Regions from separate parts of the Homo sapiens genome. Here all the other regions are linked to region 2. Evidence: chromatin loops called from intact Hi-C (ENCODE). Cell type or tissue: PC-9. All regions are shown on one strand.

Region 1 (4,000 bases), 80 kb after region 2:
CTGGGATTACAGGCACCCACCACCATGCCCGGCTAATTTTTTTATTTTTAGTAGAGATGGGGTTTCACCATGTTGGCCAGGCTGGTCTCGAACTCCTGACCTCAGGTGATCTGCCCGCCTTAGCCTCCCAAAGTGCTGGGATTACAGGCGTGAGCCACCGCGCCCGGCCTTTATTTTATTTTTTAGAGATGGTCTTGCTGTGTCACCCAGGCTGGAGTGCAGTGATGCAGTCGTAGTCTACTACAGTCTTGAATTCCTGGGCCCAAGGGTTCTTCCCACCTAAGCCTCCCAAGTAGCTGGAAGTACAGGCACATACTACCAAGCCCAGTTCGTTATTTTAAGTTTTTGTAGAGACAGGGGTCTTACTATGTTGCCCAGACTGGTCTTGAACTCCTGTCAAGTGAGCCTCCCACCTCAGCCTCCCAAAGTGCTATGATTACAGGTGTGAGCCTCCATGCTTGGATGAGATGTTGTTTTTAATGTTTTTGGTTTTTTGGTTTTGTTGTTTTGTTTTTTTGAGACAGGGTCTCACTCTGTGGCCCAGGCTGGAGTGCAGTGGCACCATAATGGCTCACTGCAGCCTCGACCTCCCAAGGCTCAGGTGATCCTCTTGCCTCAGCCACCCCTTCCCCGGCCACCAAGTAGCTGGGACTATGGGCTTGTGCCACCATGCCTGGCTAATTTTTTTATTTTTAGTAGAGATGGGGTTTTACCACGTTGGCCAGGCTAGTGTCCAACTCCTGACCTCCAAACAGCTAATTTTTGTATTTTTAATAGAGACAGGTTTTCGCCATGTTGCCCAGCCTCGTCTCGAACTCCTGGGCTCAAATGATCCACCCACCTCGGCCTCCCAAAGTGCTGGGATTATAGGCATGAGCCACCACACCTGGCCTTTTCAGTTTTTTTATTTTTATTTTTTCTTTGAGACGGAGTCTCGCTCTGTCGCCCAGGCTGGAGTGCAGTGGCGTGATCTTGGCTCACTGAAACCTCCATCTCCTGGGTTCAAGCAGTTCTCCTGCCTCAGCCTCCTGAGTAGCTGGGATTACAGGTGCCTGCCACCATGCCTGGCTAATTTTTGTATTTTTAGTAGAGACAGGGTTTTGCCACATTGCCCAGGCTGGTGTTGAACTCCTGGGCTCAAATGATCCACCTGCCTTGGCCTCCCAAAGTGCTGGGATTACAGGCGTGAGCCACTGCACCCGGCCCTTTGTAGTGTTTTTAACTAAAGAATTTGTAGAGTTGCCCAGGCCAGGAAGCCTGGTGGCTCTAAAGGGTAATAGACCTTGTCAGTAACAGATAAGGAGTGGTAAGAGGACATTACTCATATTGAAGATGAAGACCAGACTTTGCTGCTTCACAGGCCATGCGCTGGGTTGGGCCACTTCAGCTCCACTCCATTCGTTTTCCTTTCCTAACTTGACAATCAGCTCACTCACCCTCCCTTAGTGCCTCCAGTGCCTACTCCTGTCACTCCAATGTCAACCCATTGGGAGTTGAGGCCTGTCACTCCAATGTCAACCCGTGGGCTGTTACTTTGCGTCATATGATGCTGTGAGAGGCCTTGCTGGAATGTCCTAGGAATCCCTAGTAGCAGTGGCTATTAGTCTTCTAGAAAAGAACTATTGCTGCTGCCTTGTGCACATGCCCCACCTTCTGGGCAAGTGGCAGCATTGCGCTCATGAGGGGCTTTGCATTCTTAGCCAAGGGCAATAAACTGGGTGGGTGATCTGGCCCAAACTTGCCCCTAGGCTCTGCTAGCCCTGAATCAGCAGGCTTCAGAGACGAGGGTGGGTGTTATAAAAGCCAGTCTGTAAAGGGTAAATTCCAAATCTTGTGCCTTGTTATACCAATCCTTCCTGATTCCCGTTTAAACCAACTACTCTATTTCTGTGCTGCCTACATTTTCAATCCTCCCACGCATTAGCAAATTCCTGAAATTTCCTCATTTGGTAGGCCTTCCATAGGAGTCAGCTATGGACTTCCATAGGAGTTGGCAGCTAAAACCAGACTGTGAGCTTCTGTCTCCGTTCTGATTTTTGCTGCACCTCCCAGGGGACAGTCCCCACATGATTACAAAAGCCAGGTGCCCTCATCACCCGTTACCCCTGACCTGTCCACTTGTTTTGAATAAACCTTCATTCTCCAAGCAGATCCCCAAACTTCCTTGTCCTTGTTACACGTCTACCTCACAACCTCACAATTCAACAACAGGTAAATACCTGGATTCACTGATTTCTTTACTGTCCTTCTCTGAGGGTTGGGAAGGTGGGGGCTAGAAAAGGCTCATAATTTTTAAACTCTTGGGAATTAAACTTGGGAATTTCTATTCCTACAGTGTTTTCTCTGGGATTTTTAGCTCACTGATCGCCCTAGAATAGTGTGAACTCTCCAGATAGGTCCTGCTGTGATAGGCCAGGGGAGTAGGCTGTGCAGTGACGGCTTAGGGTAATAAGTAATGGTTGGAGGACACCAGCATAGGAGCAGAGTTTAGAACTTAAGAGGACAAGAAAGCTGCTCAGTGGCTGGCGTATAGCTGTGAAGGTAACCAAACACCAAAGAGGGAGTCTGTCATTTTTATAAGGCTGGAAGCGAATGTTCCTTTTCTACCTTAACATACAGTTTAGGGGGTTGCACCAAGACAAAGTTTCCAGGCTGGAGGGTAATACATATCCAGCGCGAGTGAAGTCCCCACTCCAACATATACCCTTTTTGGGTGGGTAAACACCTCTTTGCATGTGGACAGAAAATGTTTATACTTAAACAGACATATTTTGCATATTTTTATCTGGAGACTTCTTCTAGTTTTATACTCTTCCCACATCTATGCCAATGCCACCATTCTAAAACTTACACTCCTTTTCTACCCCTGGTCTTTTCCTTGTCCTTCCCTACAACTTGGTAGAGGTCCATTTTGTCTTACTTCACACTTTTTTTTTTTTAAATAAAACACAAAAGTCTACGTCTTGGTGTCTTATCCGTGAGTGGGAAGTGGTAAGCTGGTGATGGTCCCATATTTGCTATGACAGGAACACAGAGGTGGCAGCTTAGGAAGCTGGGGCCACATCTCACAAGGCAGGACCTGGATGCACTGAATCCCCCTTTGCTCCAGCAACTCAGCCAGACATTTAGGCAGGAGCACTAATGACCCTTTCCATCCACACAGAGGGTATGGAACAGGAGCCCCTGTTGTTCCCTTGCCTGTGGTCTCTTAAGCCAGTCATACCTATCCCAACGCCGTCTCCCCCTCAGGTGTGTAGAAGGGAAGATGAATACACAGAGTCTTTTGAATCTCTATCAAATGTGGTTTTTTTTATTCAACAACTGACAAGCACTTTTCTACAGCTGCACTTGTGGAACATCACATGGCAAAAACAGGAGTTTTTTCGCTAGACTTTTTTTTTCTTTTTAACCTTATTAAAAATGAGATTGGTCCTAAAAATATAGAAAGAAATAAATTTAAATTCACAAAAAACTGTACATTATCAAAAAGTCACTAAAACACCACATTTGGTTATATAAAAAGTCCCTTTTGCTGTAAAAGGAACACAGAAACTTGTTGGTGTTGATGGTGTGGTTTCTTCCTGTCAACCAGACTGATGGGAGGGAAGCAAAAGGGCAGGGGGTGGGTTGTCTTTTTATTTTAAACCTGCTTTCCCTACCAAATACTCTTGTCATGAAGAGAAAATCCACCTAGCTCAAGGGGGCAGTGAAGATGAGGAAAGAAAAGCAAGAAATGGCCCCTTTGATCATGCCCTATCCCTACCACCCCCAACCCCGCTCCAGCCCCCACTTCTTCAAACTGAGGCTAGGACCCCACCCCGCCATATGAGTGCCTGGTCCCTAGGGAAAGAGATGGAGCTGGGAGAGGAACACAAAGCAGGAACCATGGAGATTTCACTCCCCCATCCACCTCACAATTTCACTCCCCCATCCACCTCACAATGAAATTAATCTAGCACATCTTATACCAGGGGAAAATTGCCAGGGGGAAAAAGCAGAG
Region 2 (4,000 bases):
ATGAAAAGGAAAAACTGAATGAACGGCTGGCAAAACTTTCAGATGTAGTAGCTGTGCTGAAGGTTGGTGGGACAAGTGATGTTGAAGTGAATGAAAAGAAAGACAGAGTTCGGATGCCCTTAATGCTACAAGAGCTGCTGTTGAAGAAGGCTTTGTATTGGGAGGGGGTTGTGCCCTGCTTCGATGCATTCTAGCCTTGGACTCATTGACTCCAGCTAATGAAGATCAAAAAATTGGTACAGAAATTATTAAAGAACACTCAAAATTCCAGCAATGACCATTGCTAAGAATGCAGGTGTTGAAGGATCTTCGATAGTTGAGAAAATTACGCAAATTTCCTCAGAAGCTGGTTATGATGCTATGGTTGGAGATTTTGTGAATATGGTGGAAAAATGAATTATTGACCCAACAAAGGTTGTGAGAACTGCTTTATTGGATGCCGCTGGTGTGACCTCTCTGTTAACTACAGCAGAAGTTGTAGTCACAGAAATTCCTAAAGAAGAGAAGGACCCTGGAATGGGTGCAATGGGTAGAATGGGAGGTGGTATGGGAAGTGGCATGTTCTAACTCCTAGACTAGTGCTTTACCTTTATTAATGAACTGTGACAGGAAGCCCAAGGCAGTGTTCCTCACCAATAACTTCAGAGAAGTCAGTTGGAGAAAAATGAAGAAAAAGGCTGGCTGAAAATCACTATAACCATCAGTTACTGGTTTCAGTTGACAAAATATATAATGGTTTACTGCTGTCATTGTCCATGCCTATAGATAATTTATTTTGTATTTTTGAATAAAAAACATTTGTACATTCCTGATACTGGGTAAAAGAGCCATGTACCAATGTATGGCTTTCAACTTAAATCACTGAGGCATTTTTACTACTATTCTGTTAAAATCAGGATTTTTAGTGCTTGCCACCACCAGATGAGAAGTTAAGCAGCCTTTCTGTGGAGAGTGAGAATAATTGTGTACAAAGTAGAGAAATATCCAATTATGTGACAACTTTTGTGTAATAAAAATTTGTTTAAAGTTAAAAAAATTTTTTTTAATTAGTGAGGCATGGTGGCATGTGCCTGTAGTCCCAGCTACTCAGGAGGCATGGGTGGGAGGATCAGTTGAGCCCAGAATGTCAAGGCTGCAGCGAGGCATAATCAAGGCACTTCACTCCAGCCTGGGCAACGGAGCAAGACCCTATCTCAAAAAAAAAAAAAAAAAAAGAAGTTTGTCTTTAGCAATCTAAAATTTGACAAGTTTGCTTTGACTCTCTAGCTGCAGGTTCATAACCCAAGTTTATAGTAAAAAATAAGATGGATTTGTTATATTCAACATGGTGTAGTAAATATCAAGTATAGGTGAAAAATATATTTCATATTCGTAAAATACTATATAATAAAGTACTTTTATATAGTAAAATACTATATATTAAACAAAGTACTTTATAGTCACCTGATTTGACTGCCTTGATAATCCCTGAGAGATAAGCAGGACTGATACTTATTAGATGCCCATTGAACAGAGTAGTATATTAAGAAGTGTACAGATACTACTTATATGCCCGTTTTGTAGAAGAGGAAACTGATGTTTTAAGAACGTGACTTTCCAGTTTAACACAGCAAGTGGGTGCCCACTTTGTCAGCACATATACTAACACAGCAAGCAGTAGAGCTGGGTTTGAATTTCAAACTTCTGATCTACCCACTACAAATTCTATACTTTCTTTTCCCAGTATTTGCTAAAGGAGACACAACCCGTTTTACCCAGGAGGTGGCAGCGTTTCTCTTACTGTTCTATTTATTGGGCGCTCACTTTCCCACTGAAGGTGAAATACTTAAAAAGTGAAAATTGTATTCTTTCAGTGAATAATCTCGAGTTAAATTATGTTTAGCTGTTAATGATAATAAGATTAGTAAAGTTGGTGCCTGCCTTCTAGGAGTTGACAATCTAGGAGCAAGAGGTGGAGGCGGAACTGTGAAGCAGAGTCCAAAATAGCCTAAAAAGGCCGGCTGTCATGGCTCACACCTGTAATCCCAGCACTTTGGGAGGCTGAGGCAGGCAGATTACTTGAGCTCAGGAGTTTGAGACCAGCCTGGCCAACATGGCAAAACCCCCTCTCTACTAAAAATACAAAAATTAGCCGGGCATGGTAGCATGCACCTGTAATCCCAGCTACTGGGGAGGCTGAGGCAGGAGAATTGCTTGCACCTGGGAGGCAGAGGCTGCATGAGTCGAGATTGTGCTGCTGCACTCCAGCCTGGGCAACAGAGCAATATTCTGTCTCAAAAAAAGAAAATAGGCTATGAAAATTTCAAACAAAGTGTTATAGGAATACAAATTTGTAATGGAGCTCTTGATGTGATGTCTTTAATGGCAGTTTAACTTTAGTCCACAGGTGGGAGTGGGCTTACTCTACTGTTAGGAGACACAGGTAAGTTCAAGCTCTCTGACTTCCAAGACACAAAAATAGGCAATAAAAAAAAAATCAGGCCAGGCATGGTGGCTCATACCTGTAATCCCAGCACTTTGGAAGGCTGAGGCAAGAGGATCTCCCTTAAGGCCATGAGTTTGAGACTAGCCTGGGCAACATATTGAGAACCCTGTCTCTATAACAAATTTAAAAATTAGCCAGGCCTGGTGGCATGTGCCTGTAGTCCTCGCTATTTGTTGGGGGGTGGTGCTGAGGCAGGAGGATCCCTAGAGGACCGTGTCTCAAAAAACAAAAAGAAAAAAAGAAAACAATATATTGTAAACATAAAAGGAAAAGCTCCTAGATGTTCTAATGTGCCATTCCATCACTGCCAGCACTACTTTGACCTTTTTTTTTTTTTCTTTGAGACAGAGTCTTGCTCTGTTGCCCAGGCTGGAGTGCAGTGGTGAGATCTTGGCTCACTGCAAGCTCTGCCTTCTGGGTTCCCACTATTCTCCTGCCTCAGCCTCCCGAGTAGCTGGGACTACAGGTGCCCACCACCACGCCCGGCTCATTTTTTTTGTATTTTTAGTAGAGACGGGGTTTCACCGTGTTAGCCAGGATGGTCTCGATATCCTGACCTCATGATCCACCCACCTCAGCCTCCCAAAGTGCTGGGATTACAGGTGTGAGCCACTGCGCCCAGTCTTACCATTTTTAATTAGTAACATTTTTTTCAAATGTAAATTTTGTGTTCTGAGACAGTCCATTTATTCATTTAACAAATATTTTAACATTTTAAATTAGCCAGGTCCTCCTGAATGCTAAGGATATAATGGTGTACAAAACAGTCATGGTCTCTGTCCTCATCAAGCTTATGCTTCTGGTAAAGGCTGCTCATGACTAGTGACCTTATAACTAATGTATATTTATATTTTAACAATTACTTTTTCAGCACCATATGAACAGGAAAAATAGAAAAACAATTATTTCTTACATTCAAATCTCTCTCTCTCTCTCTCTTTTTTTTGAGACAGAGTCTCCCTCTGTTGCCCAGGCTAGAGTGCAGTAGCGCAATCTCGGCTCACTGCAACCTCTGCCTCTGGGTTCAAGTGATTCTCCTGCAGCAGACTCCCGAGTAGCTGGGACTACAGGGCCACACCACCACGCCTGGCTAATTTTTTGTATTTTTAGTAGAGATAGGGTTTCACCATGTTGGCCAGGCTGGTCTTGAACTTCTGACCTCAAGTGATCTGCCTGCCTCTGCCTCCCAAAGTGCTGGGATTACAGGTGTGAGCCACTGTGCCCAGCCCTTACATTTAAATCTTATGTTTCACCTGAGAGTTTTAGGATATGGTCCTAATTATCTGGAAATCAGATTTTAAGCAAATTATCTTCTAAATATATAGTGAATCAAAACTCAGGTAGAATCTTCATTAGGAGTGCTTCTCAGCAAATGTGGTTTTCAACAAACCTCTTGCTGTTTGTGTTGTAAGTTTATCCCTAGAAATATTACCCAGTGTGTAAGTTAAGAATAAGTCAGAATATTGAATATGACTACTACTTGAGGTAAGGGGCTGGCTTGAGGAAAATAGTTGA
Region 3 (4,000 bases), 60 kb after region 2:
TCCACAGCAACAGGAACAGGACCCCACAAATTTATACATCTCAAACCTCCCACTGTCAATGGATGAGCAGGAACTGGAGGGGATGCTGAAGCCCTTTGGCCAGGTTATCTCCACCCGTATCCTTCGAGATACCAGTGGGACCAGCAGAGGTGTTGGCTTTGCAAGGTGAGGATGGCAGGAGTGGGGAAATGATGAGGTTAATAACAAATGTCACTTGGGGGTCACCAGAAAACAAAATCTATGCCTTTCCCACACAAGGTCAAAATACTTTACTATTATTCAAAAATACTTGATGGTAAGTCAAAAGTTCATTTTAGGCCAGGTGCGGTGGCTTACACCTGTAATCCCAGCACTTTAGGAGGCCAAGGCAGGCATATCACCTGAGGTCAGGAGTTTGAGACCAGCCTGGCAAACATGGTGAAACCCCGTCTCTACTAAAAATACAAAAATTAGCCAGACGTGGTGGCGCATGCCTGTAATCCCAGCTACTCAGGAGGCTGAGGCAGGAGAATTGCTTGAACCTGGGAGGCAGAGGTTGCAGTGAGCTGAGATCGCACCACTGCACTGCAGCCTGGGGAACAGAGTGAGACTCTGTCTCAAAAAAAAAAAAAAAAAAAAGGTTCATTTTATTATAGGTTACAATACTCAAAAACCCATTAGCCCCACCTAAATATTTTTTTTATAAAGATGGGGTCTTGCTGTGTTGCCCAGGCTGCTCTTGAACATCTGGGCTCAAGTGATCCTCCTGCCTCAGCCACCTAAGCAGTTGGGATTACAGGCATGAGCCACCACACTCGGCTAAGCTCCCTACTACTTCCTAGGGAAGTACTCTAGGCTTTGTTCCTTTAATCCAGACCCAACCAGAGTAAAAAATTCTGTATATTCTTATAGTTTACTGAGTATTTCTCATCTTGTCTCATTTAATCTTTACAACATCCCTGTGAGATAAATATTCTCTATCTTACAGATGAGGAAAGTGAACTCTTCAGTAGAAATGATTTGCCCAGGGTCTTACAGGAGTGGGTGTTAGAGCAGAGCCCTGATCCTTCTGGCTTTGAGAGCAGTAGGATGAGGTAGAAGTTTTGATCTTCCTTTTCAGATCTGTTGGGAGACCTGTATTCCAGAACAATTCTGCACCTGTGATATCAGAGCTTGTGAGCCTTGGTTCACTCTCTGAAGTGGAGATTGATTCAGATGAGTAATTTTCCCACAGTATTCCCTATACCTGCAGTTTTCCCAGGTGCCCTTCTTTGGGCTTTGGTATCTGCCCTCACTGTCGTAGGGTATCAGCCTCCCTTAGCCCACTTAAGAAATGGCTCTGCTTTTATTTATTTTAAGATTTTATTTGAAAGGAGATTCTTTTGACTTTTTTTTTTTTTTTTAGTTTCAAAATGACTGGACTAAGTGAGCCAAGCACCCCTTTTTGCTTTATATCTTGTCTGGTCCGTGAACACCCCCTTACTCTGAGTGTTTCAGACCTTGGGAACAAGAAATAGTTTCTCTTGGCTGGGCGTGGTGGCTCACGCCTGTAATCCCAGCACTTTGGGAGGCTGAGGCGGGTGGATCACCTGAGGTCAGGAGTTTGAGACCAGCCTGGCCAACCTGGTGAAACCCCGTCTCTACTAAAAATACAAAAATTAGCTGGGTATGGTGGCGGGCTCCTGTAGTCCCAGCTACTCGGGAGGCTGAGGCAGGAGAATCACTTGAACCCGGGAGGCGGAGGTTGCAGTAAGCCGAGATCGCGCCATTGCATTCCAGCCTGGGCAGCAAAGCGAGACGCCATCTCAAAAAAAAAAAAAAAAAAAAAAAAAAGAAGAAGAAGAAAAGAAATAGTTCCTCTTCCCCAGCTGACTCAAGCTTAGTAGCACCACCTGCTGGCAATCCCGTGTATATCTAAAGGAGAGTTCCTAGGCTTGGGACCATCGAACTTATTTTGCAGGTTGAGCAGAGGTTCTTAACCTTTCTCAGTTTGTGCCACCCTTAGTTATCTAATAGTTTTTCACCCTAGACCAAAAGAAATACCTAACAGTTCAATTTATTAAGTAACTGAATGGTCCACACTTTTTTTTTTTTTTTTTGAGACGGAGTCTCGCTCTGTCGCGTACCACAGGTGCGTACCACCACGCCTGGCTAATTTTTGTATTTTTGTTGTTGTTGTTGTTGTTGTTGAGACGAAGTCTCACTCTGTTGCCCAGGCTGGAGTGCAATGGCACAATCTTGGCTCACTGCAACCTCTGCCTCCCGGGTTCAAGTGATTCTCCTGCCTCAGCCTCCTGAGTAACTGGGATTACAGGCGCCCGCCACCATGCCCAGCTAATTTTTGTATTTTTAGTAAAGATGTGGTTTCACCAGGTTGTCCAGGCTGTTCTCGAACTCCTGACCTCAGGTTATCCAGCCGCCTCAGCCTCCCAAAGTGCTAGGATTACAGGCATGAGCCACTGCGCCCAGCCAGTCCACACAACTTTTTAAAAAAATTTCCTGACAGCAGTAACTTCATGGTCCATACAGCTTAAGAAGTGTTTATGCTTTAACAACTTTGTAGCTGTTTGAAAAAATAATACACAAACATTGAAAGAGAGCATGTCTTTATTTCATTCTAACTATACTTACTAATGGAATATGTGCCTGTTGGAATTGCACAACTTCTCAAAATTTGGTATCAGAATGGACACCTACACACTCATTTCCTGTTACGTATTGGTTTTCTTATGGTATTTGCTTTTGTCATAGCAACTATTTAAACCCAGCTTTGTGAAAATATGATGTTATCTATCAAAAGGATTGTAGGGGGAACTAATGTTGAAGCAGTGTACAATTTTGAGTTAGTAGTGCACACATTCTCCAACAGATATTGCTGTTTTTCTTCAAAGAGTTAAAATAACCCTCGTTGTGACCCTCTGAGTTCACCACAGCCACCCACAGTGCCTGAGAGCACAGTTTAGGAACTGTGGCTTTAGAGACTTTTGAAAAACTATGAAATCTCTTATATGTTTCTATGTTAATGTCTACAAGTTTTCTTCATATATTCAGATTCATGCAAAGTATGATTTCCAGCAAATTATAAATATTGGCATTTAAAATAAAACTGTTACTTCGTTTAAAAATGTATTCAAATGAGATCTAAATATCATAGCAATCTGATACACAAATCATTCATTTAAAAAATACCTGACTTTGGCCGGACTCCGTGACTCACGCCTATAATCCTAGCACTTTGGGAGGCCGAGGCGGGCGGATCATGAGGTCAGGAGATCGAGATCATCCTGGCTAACATGGTGAAACCCCATCTCTACTAAAAATACAAAAAATTAGCCGGGCGTGGTGGCGGGCGCCTGTAGTCCCAGCTTACTCGGAAGGCTGATGCTGGAGAATGGTGTGAACCCGGGAGGCGGAGCTTGCAGTGAGCCCAGATTGCACCAAGGCGCTTCAGCCTGGGCGACATGCACTTCAGCCTGGGCAACAGAGTGAGACTCGTCTCAAAAAAAAACCCGACTTTGGGAGGCTGAGGCGGGCAGATCACTTGAGCTCAGGAGTTCAAGACCAGCCTGGGCAACATGTGAAACCCCATCTCTACAAAAACAAAACAAACAAAAAAAATTAGCTGAGCATGGTGGCACGTGCCTATAGTTCCAGCTACCTGGGAGGCTAAGGTGGGAGGATCACCTGAGCCCAGGAGGTCAAAACTGCAGTCAACCATGATCACACCACTGCACTCTGGCCTGGGCTACAGAGTGAGACCCTGTCTCAATAAATAAATCAATACAGGAATATGGGTAGGGCTGGAGGCAGATGGGGTGGGTCTTGCCCTGGGGATGGAGCTATGGGCCCATAGGACCCCCAGCCACTTCCTAGTCCCCCTTACCCCTACACCCCCCCTCAAAAAAAAAGGGCTATTTTTTTTTAAATTAAATACAGTAGTCTCGGCCAGGCATGGTGGCTCACGCCTGTAATCCCAACACTTTGGGAAGCCAAGGCAGGCAGATCACCTGAGGTCGGGAGT

Evidence for each region. Hi-C counts contacts between places; a loop is a spot of excess contacts. Peaks named below come from ENCODE experiments on the same cell type or tissue, not always from the same donor. Only the 100,000 strongest peaks of a DNase experiment are listed, where the experiment ranks them.
Region 1: a loop joins it to region 2, with 10 times the contacts of the local background. A loop is called at or near these places in 39 of 110 quality-filtered maps.
Region 3: a loop joins it to region 2, with 13 times the contacts of the local background. A loop is called at or near these places in 107 of 110 quality-filtered maps.

Annotation. Positions count from the first base shown.
Region 1 is chr12:56,592,642-56,596,641 of GRCh38, forward strand. It overlaps RBMS2 (RNA binding motif single stranded interacting protein 2), which reads left to right. Exons shown (of 14, transcript NM_002898.4): 14 at 1-3,552. It overlaps BAZ2A (bromodomain adjacent to zinc finger domain 2A), which reads right to left. Exons shown (of 29, transcript NM_001300905.2): 29 at 2,955-4,000. Among named protein-coding and RNA genes, the nearest start is that of BAZ2A, 36 kb to the right of the region's middle. In PC-9, CTCF peaks have their summits at 1,683 and 1,882; no DNase peak of the experiment used is centred here; H3K27ac peaks cover 1,313 bases.
Region 2 is chr12:56,512,155-56,516,154 of GRCh38, forward strand. It overlaps SNORA105C (small nucleolar RNA, H/ACA box 105C), which reads left to right and starts at 711; the gene lies at 711-826. It also overlaps the pseudogene HSPD1P4. In PC-9, CTCF peaks have their summits at 1,758 (motif pointing right) and 1,957; no DNase peak of the experiment used is centred here.
Region 3 is chr12:56,571,691-56,575,690 of GRCh38, forward strand. It overlaps RBMS2 (RNA binding motif single stranded interacting protein 2), which reads left to right. Exons shown (of 14, transcript NM_002898.4): 5 at 8-165. Among named protein-coding and RNA genes, the nearest start is that of RBMS2, 52 kb to the left of the region's middle. In PC-9, a CTCF peak has its summit at 1,880 (motif pointing left); a DNase peak (open chromatin) is centred at 1,861; H3K27ac peaks cover 402 bases.